2 separate regions of the Homo sapiens genome follow, and region 2 is linked to region 1. A link is a contact called in ENCODE Hi-C or POLR2A ChIA-PET data. All regions are on one chromosome and are shown on one strand. The core of a region is the stretch at or near the end of the contact, and the rest is flanking DNA. Distances in the headings are between cores, read along the strand shown. Region 1 overlaps FLT1 (fms related receptor tyrosine kinase 1). Region 2 has its middle 35 kb from the start of SLC46A3.

Region 1 (6,870 bases), core at 3,168-5,667:
AAAGACAAGATTTCCAAAGTCACTGAATAGGGAGAGTGTGCAAAAGCATCAGAAAGAAGAGAAGAAGGAAAGAAGTCAGTGTTGAAAGAGAATATACAGTTAGTTTTCAAACATGTAGACAAATCTTCCTCTCTTTCAGATAGCAGGAATCCCAGTGAGTTAGGCCTCACCACTTTAGATGATGGGGATTGATGGGAGGTATGGGATAAAGGAGAGACAAGGAGAAAGGAAGTGGGAGGGGCAGGGAGGCTGACTCAGATACAGACGAACAGAAAGGAGGGGAGGACTAACATGAAGGTTGGTGCCATCTCTCCAGACCAGGGCCCCAAGGAAAGTCTGTTTTCCTTTATTTTTATTTTTTTATTTTTACAAAGGATCAATGTGAAGTCATATGTTTTCCTTCTATACAACAGATTCTGGTGCAGTGGCTCTCGAAGTATGGTCCTGGGACATGCTGTGTCAGCACCTTCTAGAACAAACATGTCCAATTCCTGGCCCGCGGGCCACATGTGGCCCAGGACAGCTTTGAATGCAGCCCGACACAAATTCGTAAACTTTCTTAAAACATGATGAGATTTGTTTGCATTTTTTTTTTTTTTTAGCTCATCAGCTATTGTTAGTGTTAGTGTATTTTATGTGTGGCCCAAGATAATTCTTCTTCTTCCAATGTGGCCCAGGAAAGCCAAAAGATTGGACACCCCTGGTCTAGAAACTGGTTAGAAATGCAAATTCTCAGGCTCCACCCAAGAGTTACTGACTCAGAAACTCTGGGGGGTGGAAGGCTTGTTAGGCCAGCACACTGTAGCGTAACAAGCCTTCTAGGTGATATGTATGTTCAATTAAGCTGGGAACCACTACTGTAACTCATTGGCGCCCAGACATAAGCTTAACCCTCAGGGTATATAGGCTGAGGGTTAAGGAGAAGGGAGGACATGGGAGGTCATCCACAAAAGTGAAAAATAACACTATGTCTAAAAACAAGCAGGGAAGAGAAGCCAGTACGAGCCAGCGGGGAGATGCTAGGCATGGAAGGCCATGGGAGGTAAACAGTCTCCTCCATAGTCAGCTACTGCTGACGGTCTTCCCCGCCCTTTCCTGAGACAGATACACCTGCTGAATCAATCATCTGGGTTTATTTGAGGGAAAGAGTCCAGGCTGTTCTTTTCAGTGGTACAAGGAATTCCCTCAGGATTCAAAGGAAGGTAATGCTAAGGTCTCACCCAGGCCCCACCAAACACTTCTCAGGTTAGCAAGTCTCACGCAGCGCTGCCCAAAGGACAGGTGGGAGGCCAGGCATTAGGGAAGAGCAGAAGCAGGAGACAGTGGCCTTTCTGAGCCTTACACAAGGGCTCTCTGGGATGCCGCTCATCTGGACTGTTTGTCTTCACAGAAAGCCAATGATGGTTTTCAGGGACTACAGCTGAGGAAGTGTAAATATTTACCAAGTCTGTGGTTTAAAAGTGATAGGACACACATGAGTCAAATAAACATCAAACTGACTTACATCTCCTTTTCTCACATAATCGGGGTTCTTATAAATATCCCGGGCAAGGCCAAAATCACAAATCTTCACCACGTTGTTCTCAGATAAAAGAATGTTTCTCGCTGCCAGGTCCCGATGAATGCACTATAATAAAACAGTTGCATAATCAATGCATTTCCTTAACCTAACCAACTAATTTCCTACACCTGTCAGTGTCATTATCTTAATTTGGGAATCCATTTCACATGCTGTGAAGGGAGCACCTCTCGGTGCACACAGAGTTACCATAAACATGAAGAGCCTCTCTACAAATACAGGTCCCCAAGCCCTCAAAGTCAAGAAATGGTCTGAATCCACTGGGCTACTATTTGATCAGCGAAGCTGGTTATCTAAGATTTACCAGTGGGCAAACTTTCCCCACAGTCTTTTATCCTGAGCTGCCAAGATGAGATCTTTCTCCAGCTGCAGTTTTGTGGGAGGGCCCTATATGGCTATATTAATAGTAGCTCTCCTATGAAGTCATGTCTTCTGAGATTTGGGCCAGATTTGAAAATATGCCAGAGGATACTGTGGAGAGCCGATGCCAGGTTTGTCTAGTCTGAAACCTGTGAGTTTTCCCCAGAATTAAGTTCTATCCACTGGTATCCATGACTCCTCATTCTCAAAACTCCTCATATCAAGGCAAATTAAGGCACTTGCAGTGGTGTTTGTTCTACATTTAAGAACATAGGTATCAGCAAATACTAGGAAAAATGAATTTATAGCAAAGGTGTGTGTCCAGCCCTGGCAGAGAAGAAAAACAGTAAACAGCAAGACTGACCTTTCTGGAAGACAGGAACTCCATGCCTCTGGCCACTTGAAAACTGTAAGAAATCAGATCTTCCATAGTGATGGGCTCCTTGTAGAAACCGTCAGAATCTGGAAAGCATTAGAACCGTAACTGTTTGTAATGGCTCTTGTTATCCCACCAAATCCCAGTTTATTGGAACAATGTTAGCAAAACATAAAACAAACCAACAAGTAGATCAGAGTTCATTTTTAAGAGTATTTGAGTTTCAACATGAACACCAGAGATTTTTCCAGGCCTCCAGCCCACTTTATCCAAGCATGGGGGCAGGGGGATGATCCATTAAGATGAAAATCCCTGAGGGGAGAAAACGGTACAGTTCCCTGTCAAAATTAGTAACTCTGTAAATTATCTTAATTCAAATCTTATCTCCTCAGGACATTACCATTCGAGTCTCCCACGGATGTTTATTAGAGTGATAAATAAGAAAAAAATTTCAGAGATGCATAGTATGTTGTAAAAATATCTCAGCGCGTAGGACAGGAAGGAATTAATACCTACCCTCCTCTTCCTCAACATCACTCAGACTTTTATCTTCCTGAAAGCCGGAGCTCGCAAAGCTTTCGCTGCTGGTGACGCTATCTAGTCTTGGTTTCTTGCCTTGTTCCAGGCCTGGCTCCATTTTTTCTTTCTTAGGCTCCATGTGTAGTGCTGCATCCTTTGAAGAGACCGAAAAGGACCCAGGTGAAAAGGAGCTCCAGCACAGCAGTGGGAAACCAGTCCCTCAACTGGCAATCGCCTGATGAGAAATGAGAGCGTTTCACTTCTCAAAATGGATCGTGAACTAGCACAGGGGCCCTACGGTGTCCAGGAGCCTGACTACCTCTGGAGTTGCAGAGTCTATTGTGCTCTTGCCTGGGCTTCTAGACAGCATCTTAGATCAGATAAAAAAAAAAAATTAAGAGTGGTGGGTATTTACTGAATGCTTACTCTGTGTGAGCTGGTATATTAAAAGCTTTAGGTACATTTCTTGTTTAGTGTTTCCAACAATTTTACGAAGTAGTTCTTATTTATACATGGAGAAACAGGTTCAGAGAAGTAAAGTAATCAAATTCACATGCAGCTAATAAATAGCAAAGCTGGCCGGGCACAGTGGCTCACGCCTGTAATCCCAGCACTTTGGGAGGCCGAGCCAGGTGAATCACGTGAGGTCGGGAGTTTGAGATCAGCCTGACCAATATGGAGAAACCCCGTCTCTACTGAAAATACAAAATTAGCCGGGCATGGTGGTGCATGCCTGTAATCCCAGCTACTCAGGAGGCTGAGGCAGGAGAATTGCTTGAACCCAGGAGGTGGAGGTTGCAGTGAGCCGAGATCACGCCATTGCACTCTAGCCTGGCCAACGAGAGCAAAACTCCATCTCAAAAAAAAAAAAAAAAGCAAAGCTTGAACCCAGGATTGGTCGATGCCCACATCTGTGCCCTTAACCACTTTTCCATGCCACACGCCATCTTGTGAAGGATGACATCACTGAGAGGAAAGGATCCTCAGTGTGCTTGGTGCTTCACTCTGTAATCCCTAGGAGGAGTTATAAGAGAAGGCTATAGTTACCAATTTCTCAGGTTTCTTTGGGGAAGGAGGGAACATGGACATTGCTTTTTTTCTCTTCCATTTAAACAAAGATACAGTTTGATCCTAACAAGGGTAGCAATGGCCTTTCACCCTGGACTGCACATCCAAGCCCTGGTTCATTTGGCTCTTCCATTAATCATGCGATCTTGGGCAAGTCACCTTACTTTTCTGAGTTTAATTATCCTCTTCTGAAAAGCTCTATTATACTATTATTTTATGATTCATAGGAAAGGAGTTGTCAGTTCTGGGTGTTCATGGGAAACCAGAAAAGATTTTTATTGCCTTTTGTAATTCATCTAGTAACTATGACACTCTAAAACCTAGCACTTTCAGTGGCTTTATAACAAGACCATGTTTGTAGCCTAGATTCTGCTAGACAGCAATACTGAGGCAGAAGCAGAGAGGGACTGGAGTTCAGTGGTGTCCCTTGATCCATTTGCATGGTGTGGCAGTTCTAGGATTAACCCGCGTACCCCATCCTTCCTGGGCTTTTCTAGAAATGTCACAAAGCAAGAGTGATCCCTCCACTAGAGGGCACAGTGGGAGCAAGCAGAGCACTGGGAGAAAGCTTCAGGAGGGACAGCCCTAACCTAGTCTAAAAGCCAAAAGGGCACCAAGGTTCCCAGCCCCTGAAAAGAGACCTTCCGGGGTTGCAGAGGGAGGCAGGCCTCAGAGTGAATACCCACTGCCATTGCAGGTAACCCACCTGAGGGCAGGTAAAGACTTTCACTATTTGTTATTGTGTTTCCACAATGCAGTTATATTGGATTCTGTTCAGTTGGGGACTGGAATTTTATTTTTCACAAGATCCTTTGTGGGACAGAAGGCATCAGAGAAAGCGCTGGCAATAGCATGGGGAGAAAAATGCTCCACAGGCTCACTCAGGGCTCTGCATGTGAAAACTCTCCCTGGACAGCCTTCTTCCCCACGGCACCCAAAAGTCACAGCCTAGGCATGTCTCCAAGGACCAAAACTCAGGCTCTCTCACTCCCTTCCTGACTCCCAATCAATTGTATATTCAGCTTTGCTTATCAGTACCACTTTTGTTAAATAAAGGTAATTTACTGAACTCTTGGGACTCTGGCAGAATATAGTGAATTTATTACAAACCATATTTAAGGATCCCAGTTAATTTATTTGGAAAATGAAGTATTCCATTTTCAATTTAGCCTTTTGGTTTTGCCTTTCCTTTACCTTTATCTTCCAAATATGAAAGACAGCCATGGATTTTCCACAAAAACACTAAGCTCCACCAAGTTGCACAGGGAGGCAAATCATTAAATATAGCCAGAGAAGGAAGCAAACTCTTCAAAACAAAGGACGCACAAACCCAAACGTTCCATCCTGCCCAGGTCCCTAGGGTATTCTGCTGGCTTAGCTCTTCCTGAAGCCAGTCCAAAATTTCAGTACTAAGGGGAATTTGTACTGCCCTCAGCCCAAGGCACCACTTTCCACTTTTTCTTATGCTTTTTTCACCTCATTTAGTGTGGTGCACAGAAAAGGCAGTGGAGGAGGAGTCAAGAGAGCTGAGTTCTTTCACCTTCTGACTTCACCTCATGGTAGGTGTGTGTCCTTAAGCGAATCACTTGACTTCTCTGAACGCATCTGCAGCCTGCGAGTGTGAACCAACTGATCACAAAGATCCCTTTCAGTTTCAAGATTCTAATTATTAGGCCGGGCACGGTGGCTCACACCTGTAATCCCAGCACTTTGTGAGGCCGAGGCAGGCGGATCACCTGAGGTCAGGAGTTTGACCAGCCTGGCCAACATGGTGAAACTCCGTCTCTACCAAAATATTCAAAAATTAGCTGGGCGTTGTGGCGGGCTCCTGTAATCCCAGCTACTTGGGAGGGTAGAGGCAGGAGGATCACTTGAACCCAGGAAACGGAGGTTGCAGTGAGCTGAGATCACACCACTGCACTCCAGCCTGACTGACAGAGAGAGAAACTCTGTCTCAAAAAAAAAAAAAAAAAAAAAAGGTTCTTATTATTAGAGGACCTGACTTAAACCTGGGGAAAATGATGTTCTTGCATATATTGCCGGTCCGGTAGAACATCTCTGTCTTTAATTAGATCAAAGTTTGAGGGATGAGAAAATTGGCCAGCTGTCCAGTGGTTCTTATTTGTGTGTGAAGATTCTTGCCCACATTATAAAGATGGGCATCATTCTTGGATTTCAGACATTTTATCCACCATGTAGATCAGTGGTACGAAGTTGGACTCACCCAATTTTTCTATCTTAGTAGGTCAATGATGTTGATGATGATGATGACAGTGGTGGTGACAGTGATGATTAACATTTATTGAATGTTTGACTGAGAGATTTTTATTCTCTCAACAATCCCATCAGCTGGATTCTATTATAAGCTTCATTTAATAAACGAGGGAACTGAAACAGACAGGTTGAGTAATTTGCATTCCCAGATTTCATGAGAAGTAGAGACAGGATTTGAATCCAGGAAGTCTGATTCCAGAGTCTCAATGTTTAACCACCACACTACATGGGTTCATCACCAGTGTTGCTGATTACTGGTTAATAATGTTGAATCACTGTCCCCTGGACTTCTTCAGCTCAGAGAAGGACACAGTATTGGTGCCATATGTCACACTGGCAAAGTTTTAGTAAATTATTTCTCCTCCATTCAATAATCTCTCTCTCTCTTTTTTTTTTTTTTTTTTTTTTTGAGACGGAGTCTCACTCTGTTGCCCAGGCTGGAGTGTAGTGGCTTGATCTCGGCTCACTGCAACCTCAGCCTCCCAGGCTCAAGCGATTCTCCTGCCTCAGCCTCCCTAGTAGCTGGGATTACAGGCGCGGGCCACCACGCCTGGCTAATTTTTGTATTTTTAGTAGAGACGGGTTTTCACCATGCTGGCCAGGCTGGTTTCGAACTCCTGACCTCACAAGATCCACCTGCCTCAGCCCCCAAAGTTCTGGGATTACAGGCGTAAGCCACCGTGCCTGGCCCAAT
Region 2 (5,924 bases), core at 2,817-5,316, 430 kb after region 1:
GGGAAAAAGGAAGAAAGGAAACGACATAACGATATATGTAAGACTGAAACTTTCTTGCTGCATGAGATATGGTATTGTGAAATGATTCAGATTTTGGCTTCTGAGCTCAGATTGCCTAGGTCCAAATCCCACTCTGGCACATAGCTGGGTGATCTTGGACAGCTCCCTCAGCCTATTAGTTTCTTCATCTGTAAAATGGGATGCTGATCGTGTATCTTTCATTGGCTATTGCTGTGTGCATTAAATGAGTTAGTACCTGTAAAGTCCTTTGAAAGGTGCTTGGGACATTGCAAGTGTTAAAAGCATTGTACCCTGCATAGGCCAGAAAGAAGGCATCAGAGCAGAGCCGACGGTACAGGCCATGTTGTCTGACCACATCTGTGGCCTCAGGCAAGGAAATGTCCTCTCTATGCTTCTGTTTCCTCATCTGGCAATGGGGACAATACCAGTACTTCCTTCAGAGGAGTTTTGTGAGGCTAAAATGAAATTGCATGTGTAAAGCTCTTAGCAAATAGTGTTGGCACATACAAAATGCTCCGTTGATACCAGGTATTTTATTATTATGATTTAAAAAATTCTCTGCATTTAAAGAAATCTGCCACCTCCTTTCCAAACACCCTATACTTTCCTCTTCTTTTGGAAGTATTCCTCTCATAGTTTGAAATATTTAATTCTTGATGTTGTCCAGTTTTTCTTTGAAGGGCTAGTTTCTTTGATCCAGGGAGATGCAGCATTTATGTTGGCTGTCAACAGGGCAACGCCCAGGAATTATTATTTTTCTAATGACCTAACGTCATTTTCCAGAAATTCTCTAAAAAACAAACTTCTTCGGGGACAAAATAAATTTGAGACTTCCATTAGTTCTTGCAAACACTTTATAACCCATCTCTCAGATGCTAACATTTTCCTGCGCATTCTGACCGGGTGCCAGAAATCCTATGGCTCTGACATCTAAAATGAGGATTGTTTGGCTGTTCTCAGTACATTCTATTTGTTCTGAGGTATATTTTGTACTGAAAGTTTAAAGGAATTACCTTGTATCTTATATTTAGCCTACCGTAACTTGTTTTTCTCTTCTATATATTTATTCAGGTTTGTTTCCTACTTTATTTTACAGTTATCACAAGGACACTACAAAGTCTCTTTTGTGAAATCGCCAAATGTTTCAGAATTCAACAGACATTATTAACTGTTCTTTCACCCTCCAAGAAACTCTACATTCATCTCAGTTCCCTGTATTGAAAAAGTCTCTGAAAAAAAGTATGTGGACATTTATTTATTATGAGGAAATCAGCATTTCTATTTATCTCTTAATTATTATAACATTTAATCATATTTGTTGGTTCAAGGTAAGTACTAATTGTGCTTCTCTCAAAGTATGAGCACTATATTTCTTCAGAAATAATGCTAAGCCTAGACAACAGGGCAAGACCCCATCTTTAAAATTTGTTTTTCTTCTTTTTGAGACGGAGTCTCGCTCTGTCACCCAAGCTGGAGTACGATAGTGCGATCTCAGCTCACTGCAACCTCTGCCTCCTCGGTTCAAGCAATTCTCCTGCCCCAGCTTCCCTAGCAGCTGGCATTACAGGTGCCCGCCACCACGCCCAGCTAATTTTTTGTATTTTTAGTAGAGATGGGGTTTCACCATGTTGGTCAGGCTGGTCTCGAACTCCTGACCTCAGGTGACCCACCCACCTTGGCCTCCCAAAGTTCTAAGATTACAGGCGTGAGCCACCACACCTGGCCAAAAAAAAATTTTTTTTAAGTTAGCTGGGTGTGTTGGTGCACACCTGTAGTTTCCAGCTACTTGGGAGGCTCAGGCCAGAGGATTGCTTGAGTCCAGGAGTTTGAGACTTCAGTGAGTGACGATGGTGCCACTGCACTCCAGCCCCTGGGCCACAGAGAGAGAGAGACCCTATCTGAAAAAAGAAAGAAAAAAGAAAAAGAGAAAGGAAGGAAGGGAGGAAGGAAGGAAGGGAGGAAGGGAGGGAGGAAGGAAGGAAGGAAGGAAAAGAAAGAAAGAGAAAGAAAGAGAGAAAGAAAGAAAGAAGGAAAGAAGGAAAGAAAGAAAGAAAATATTGATGGCCAGAGAGAGAGAGAGACCCTATCTAAAAAAAGAAAGAAAAAAGAAAAAGGAAGAAAGAGAAAAAAAGGAAGAAAGAGAGAAAAAGAAAGGAAAGAAAGGAAAGAAAGAAAGAGAAAGAAAGAAGGAAAGAGGAAGGAAAGAAGGAAAGGAAAGACGAAAGAAAGAAATGCTGAATGTTACAGATATTGACACAGACATTCCTACATTGGAATGCATATTCCCTCTGGGCTTTTACAGTTAGGGAAGTGCTGAGTCACTGCCTGGCGTACTCACATGCCTGTAGTTTATAAGCCAGCCACATGCTGGCAGAAACAGTGTAGAACCAGTGGGCCATGTGGACCTCTTGCCACCCACAAGCAAGGCGGGTGACAGGGCAGAGAGCTCCTTAGCAGTTACTAGCAATGGCTCGCTTGGTTGAAATAATTTTTTGAAGCTTTTGACAAATAATATAAAGATTACTAAGAAAGCCTGGCGGTTTGCAGCAAAAATTATTTGCTTGGGCAAACTTTAGTCAGGCTCTGGAATCTTCTCCTAGGGCCTTCTATGCACTTCCTTGTAAAATCTAGTTTTAGCAAAGAACCCTGCTAAGTCAGTTAAGCAAGAATCCCCCACCTACAATATCTGATCACCTTCATGTCTGATTGGGTTCTTCTCCCTCCACCAGCCCCCAGGCGATGTCTGGTTTCCTGGCCTGTCTTCAACAAGAATCCTGTTGTTGGTTTAGCTAAAGTCTTTCTCAGTCCTGAAGTTCCCTCTTAGTGATTTTCCCTCCACCGACCCCCACCCTGCTCCTTGGCTATACATTCCTACTTGCTCATGCTGTATTCAGAGTTGAGCCCAATTTCTGTCTCCCACTGCAAAATCTAATTGCTTGGTGGTCCCTATACCTATAGCGATGGTCCTGAAGAAAGTTGGCCACACCATGCTTTAACAAGTATCACTGGGTCATTTTTTTCTGTAACAGTGACTACATCACATGGCCTCTGACAGTCGCCGGACTCCTTAGAAGGGAGCTCAGGAGAAAGGGGAAACACAGGGCAGCTGGGTTCACTGGGATTAGGAATAGAAGCAGCGTGCTGGGCATCTAAGGGCAAAGATGAAGCTGGGTATGTAATCTACCCAGGAGCCTCTGTGTAAAATATGAAAGAAGAAAGACATGCCAGGGAAAGGGTGGAGCCGGCTAAAGGCCATGGGAAGTTGGACATGATGGCGTGGGAGAAAGTAACTTTAAGAAGGATGCATTGAGATACAGCGGCAGCTAGCGTATTTTGATAAGCAGTCTGATATTTGGGAAGATAGAGTGTACGTGTTCAGGAAGCCACAACTCTGCACGTCCATTCGAGATAGACTACCCGGTTCCTCAGGCCCACGGCTCCGAACTGCCCCCGTGGATGGTGCTTCGAGTACGCCTCCACCAGTGGGCAGTGTGGTCCACGAGGATCAGGCCATTCTAGCCAACGGTAGGTTCTTCCTGTGGAGCCCTGAGCAAAACGGGACGGTTTGAGAAGGGTTTTATTTCTGGGTCTCTGTTCTGCGGTGTTCGGTGCCTTAACTGGATGCCCCCGCATCCCAGAGCCAGCCGGCCATCTTCTGCAGTGATGCTGTTCCCCGGGGGAACGGAGCCCAGCCCTGAAGCTCAGCCGCAGGAACAAACGCCCTGGCTCCTGCGTGCCATTTCTGCCCTCTGCTGCTGCAGTGGCCTGAGGTCTTCGGATGGCCGCCTGCACTCCGCCTCTTCTTCCTGCCGCCTCCTCTCCTCAGGCCCTTGCTTCAAAGTCCTCCTCCCCTTCCTTTGCGCTGATAACATCGAGCAGAGCCGGCTCCATTTCTGGGCTTTTTACTGCCTAACTGATCCTCTACACTGTGCTAAGGAGAAGCTATTTATTTTTTTCTCAGGAAACCTCAATATCTAGGTGGGAAAGGGCAGGTTTCCTGGAAGAGCACTTCTAGAAAGAGCACCCCCTCCTAAGAAACAAAACAAACTTTTAATCTAGGTACTTCCTGTTTCCTCCGTTTAAAGCACTCCCCCATCTGGCCAGAGCCTTGTAAAAGTACTTCAAAGACTCAGCTGGCCGGGTTTGGACTCTAGGCTTTTTCCTTTTAACTCTTTGTGGTTTACTTTAATTGGGCTTTTAGTTGTCCTACTAAATGGTTTGTGGCTATTAAAGGAGCAAGGTTATGAAATCCTCGTCAATTCCGCTAAAACTCTTGTACGTATCCAATCTTGACGCATATATTATGTCATGCAGAGGGGAACACGTGGTGTGTCCAGATGTTACTGGGGCAAAAGGCACACAGTGGATGCTGGGGTCACTTGTAAATGTAAATATTTATATTTATTTATTAAAATTTCCAAAATGCATACCCATTCCACTTTACTTGAAAAATTATGCTATTTTCTATTTCTCCTTGTAGTTATTCTCCTTGGGAGGCACAAACCATGATGGCACATAAGAGTCTCAAGACGACCAGGCTGGCCAACATGGCAAAACCCTGACTCTACTAAAAATACAAAAGAAAATTAGCTGGTGTAGAGGCGCAATCCCAGCTACTTGGGAGGCTGAAGCAGGAGATTTGCTTGAACCCGGGAGGCAGAAGTTGCAGTGAGCTGAGACTGCACCATTGCACACCAGCCTGGGCGACCCAGCGAGACTCTGTCTCAAAAAAAAAAAAAAAAAAAAAAGAGTCTCAAGATTAGGGAATCACTTCTTAGATACAAATGTTGCTTTTTTTTTTTTTAATTCCACTTTATAAAGTGAATCTTTCTTGGAGGGAACATGTGACGGAACTAGCCATCAGGTAAACCTCATTATAAATTAGTCTATTGGAGATTGGAAAGATCTTGAAAAGAGACATGAGAAAGGTGCACCTTTATGCACCTGGGCAGATTCCTGCCTCACAGCGCCTCATTTTCCTGTAGAAAAGTGGGAAGGATGACTATCTCACAAAGGTTGAAGATCAAAATCCAAAGGAGATGATGAATGGGACAGTGCTTCATCAAACTTGGATGCGCTAACCAAAGGTCAAGGCTATTATGGTTTTAACAGCAGCAGAGGAAAGAGGAGGCTGGAGAGAGGAGAATGAGCCTGGGAGTTCCACACCAGCCTGAGCAACATAACATAGAGACCTTGTCTCTACAAAAAAATTAAAAAATTATCTGGGCACGGTGGTGCACACCTGTGGTCTCAGTTTCTTGGGAGGCTGAGGTGGGAGGATTGCTTGAGCTCATGAGATTGAAGCTGCAGTGAACCATGATCACGTCACTGCACTCCAGCCTGGGTGATAGAGTGAGAACGTGCCTCCAAAAAAAAAAAAAAAAGAATAACCAAGTTTAACAATTTCTGTGGGGTCTTCATGTAAAGTCTTCATATAAAACTTAAATACATTTATATGCTTTTCTCTTGTTAATCTGTCTTTTGTTACAGGGGCCTCAGCCATGAACCTAGGATGGGTAGAGAAAGATATTTTTCTTCCCCTACACCTGTGTTCCACCTATTCATTCCTCCCTTCCTTCTCTCCTCTACTCTCACTGATTTTTTGGTTACTATTTTTAAAAACATATAACATGAAAGATACCATCCCAACCATTTAAGTGTACAGTACAGCAGTGTTAACTACATGCACCCTGTTGTGCAACAGACTTCTGAAATGTTTTTAATCTTACAACTCTAAAACTCTACACCCACTAAACAACAATGCTTTTCCCCCTCACACCAGCATCTGGCAACCACCATTCTATTTTTAATTTCTAAGAGTTTGACTACTTTAGATACACATATAAGGAGAATCATGCAGCATTTGTCTTTTCTTGACTGGCTTATTTCTCTTACCATAACAT

What was found. Hi-C counts contacts between places; a loop is a spot of excess contacts on that map. ChIA-PET counts read pairs that join two places held with the same protein, here RNA polymerase II (POLR2A). Pooled maps may share reads with other maps.
Region 2: a loop to region 1 is called in a map of heart right ventricle, with 5 times the contacts of the local background. The contact joins two enhancer-like sites. A Hi-C loop is called at or near these places in 1 of 168 maps with a recorded cell type or tissue (heart right ventricle) and 4 of 50 pooled maps. POLR2A ChIA-PET finds 5 or more read pairs at or near these places in 1 of 52 experiments (BJ).

Annotation. Positions count from the first base shown.
Region 1 is chr13:28,319,959-28,326,828 of GRCh38, forward strand. It overlaps FLT1 (fms related receptor tyrosine kinase 1), which reads right to left. Exons shown (of 30, transcript NM_002019.4): 21 at 2,832-2,988; 22 at 2,304-2,401; 23 at 1,505-1,627. Among named protein-coding and RNA genes, the nearest start is that of FLT1, 170 kb to the right of the region's middle. RefSeq lists a silencer at 1,214-1,508 and an enhancer at 2,271-3,470. Within about 2 kb of position 4,418, at least 4 of the 41 ENCODE cell types and tissues checked have a DNase peak (open chromatin) inside an H3K27ac peak, as active enhancers do; they include heart right ventricle, where a contact is called at or near this core.
Region 2 is chr13:28,751,350-28,757,273 of GRCh38, forward strand. No RefSeq gene overlaps it. Among named protein-coding and RNA genes, the nearest start is that of SLC46A3, 35 kb to the left of the region's middle. RefSeq lists an enhancer at 1,995-2,740. Within about 2 kb of position 4,067, at least 13 of the 41 ENCODE cell types and tissues checked have a DNase peak (open chromatin) inside an H3K27ac peak, as active enhancers do; they include heart right ventricle, where a contact is called at or near this core.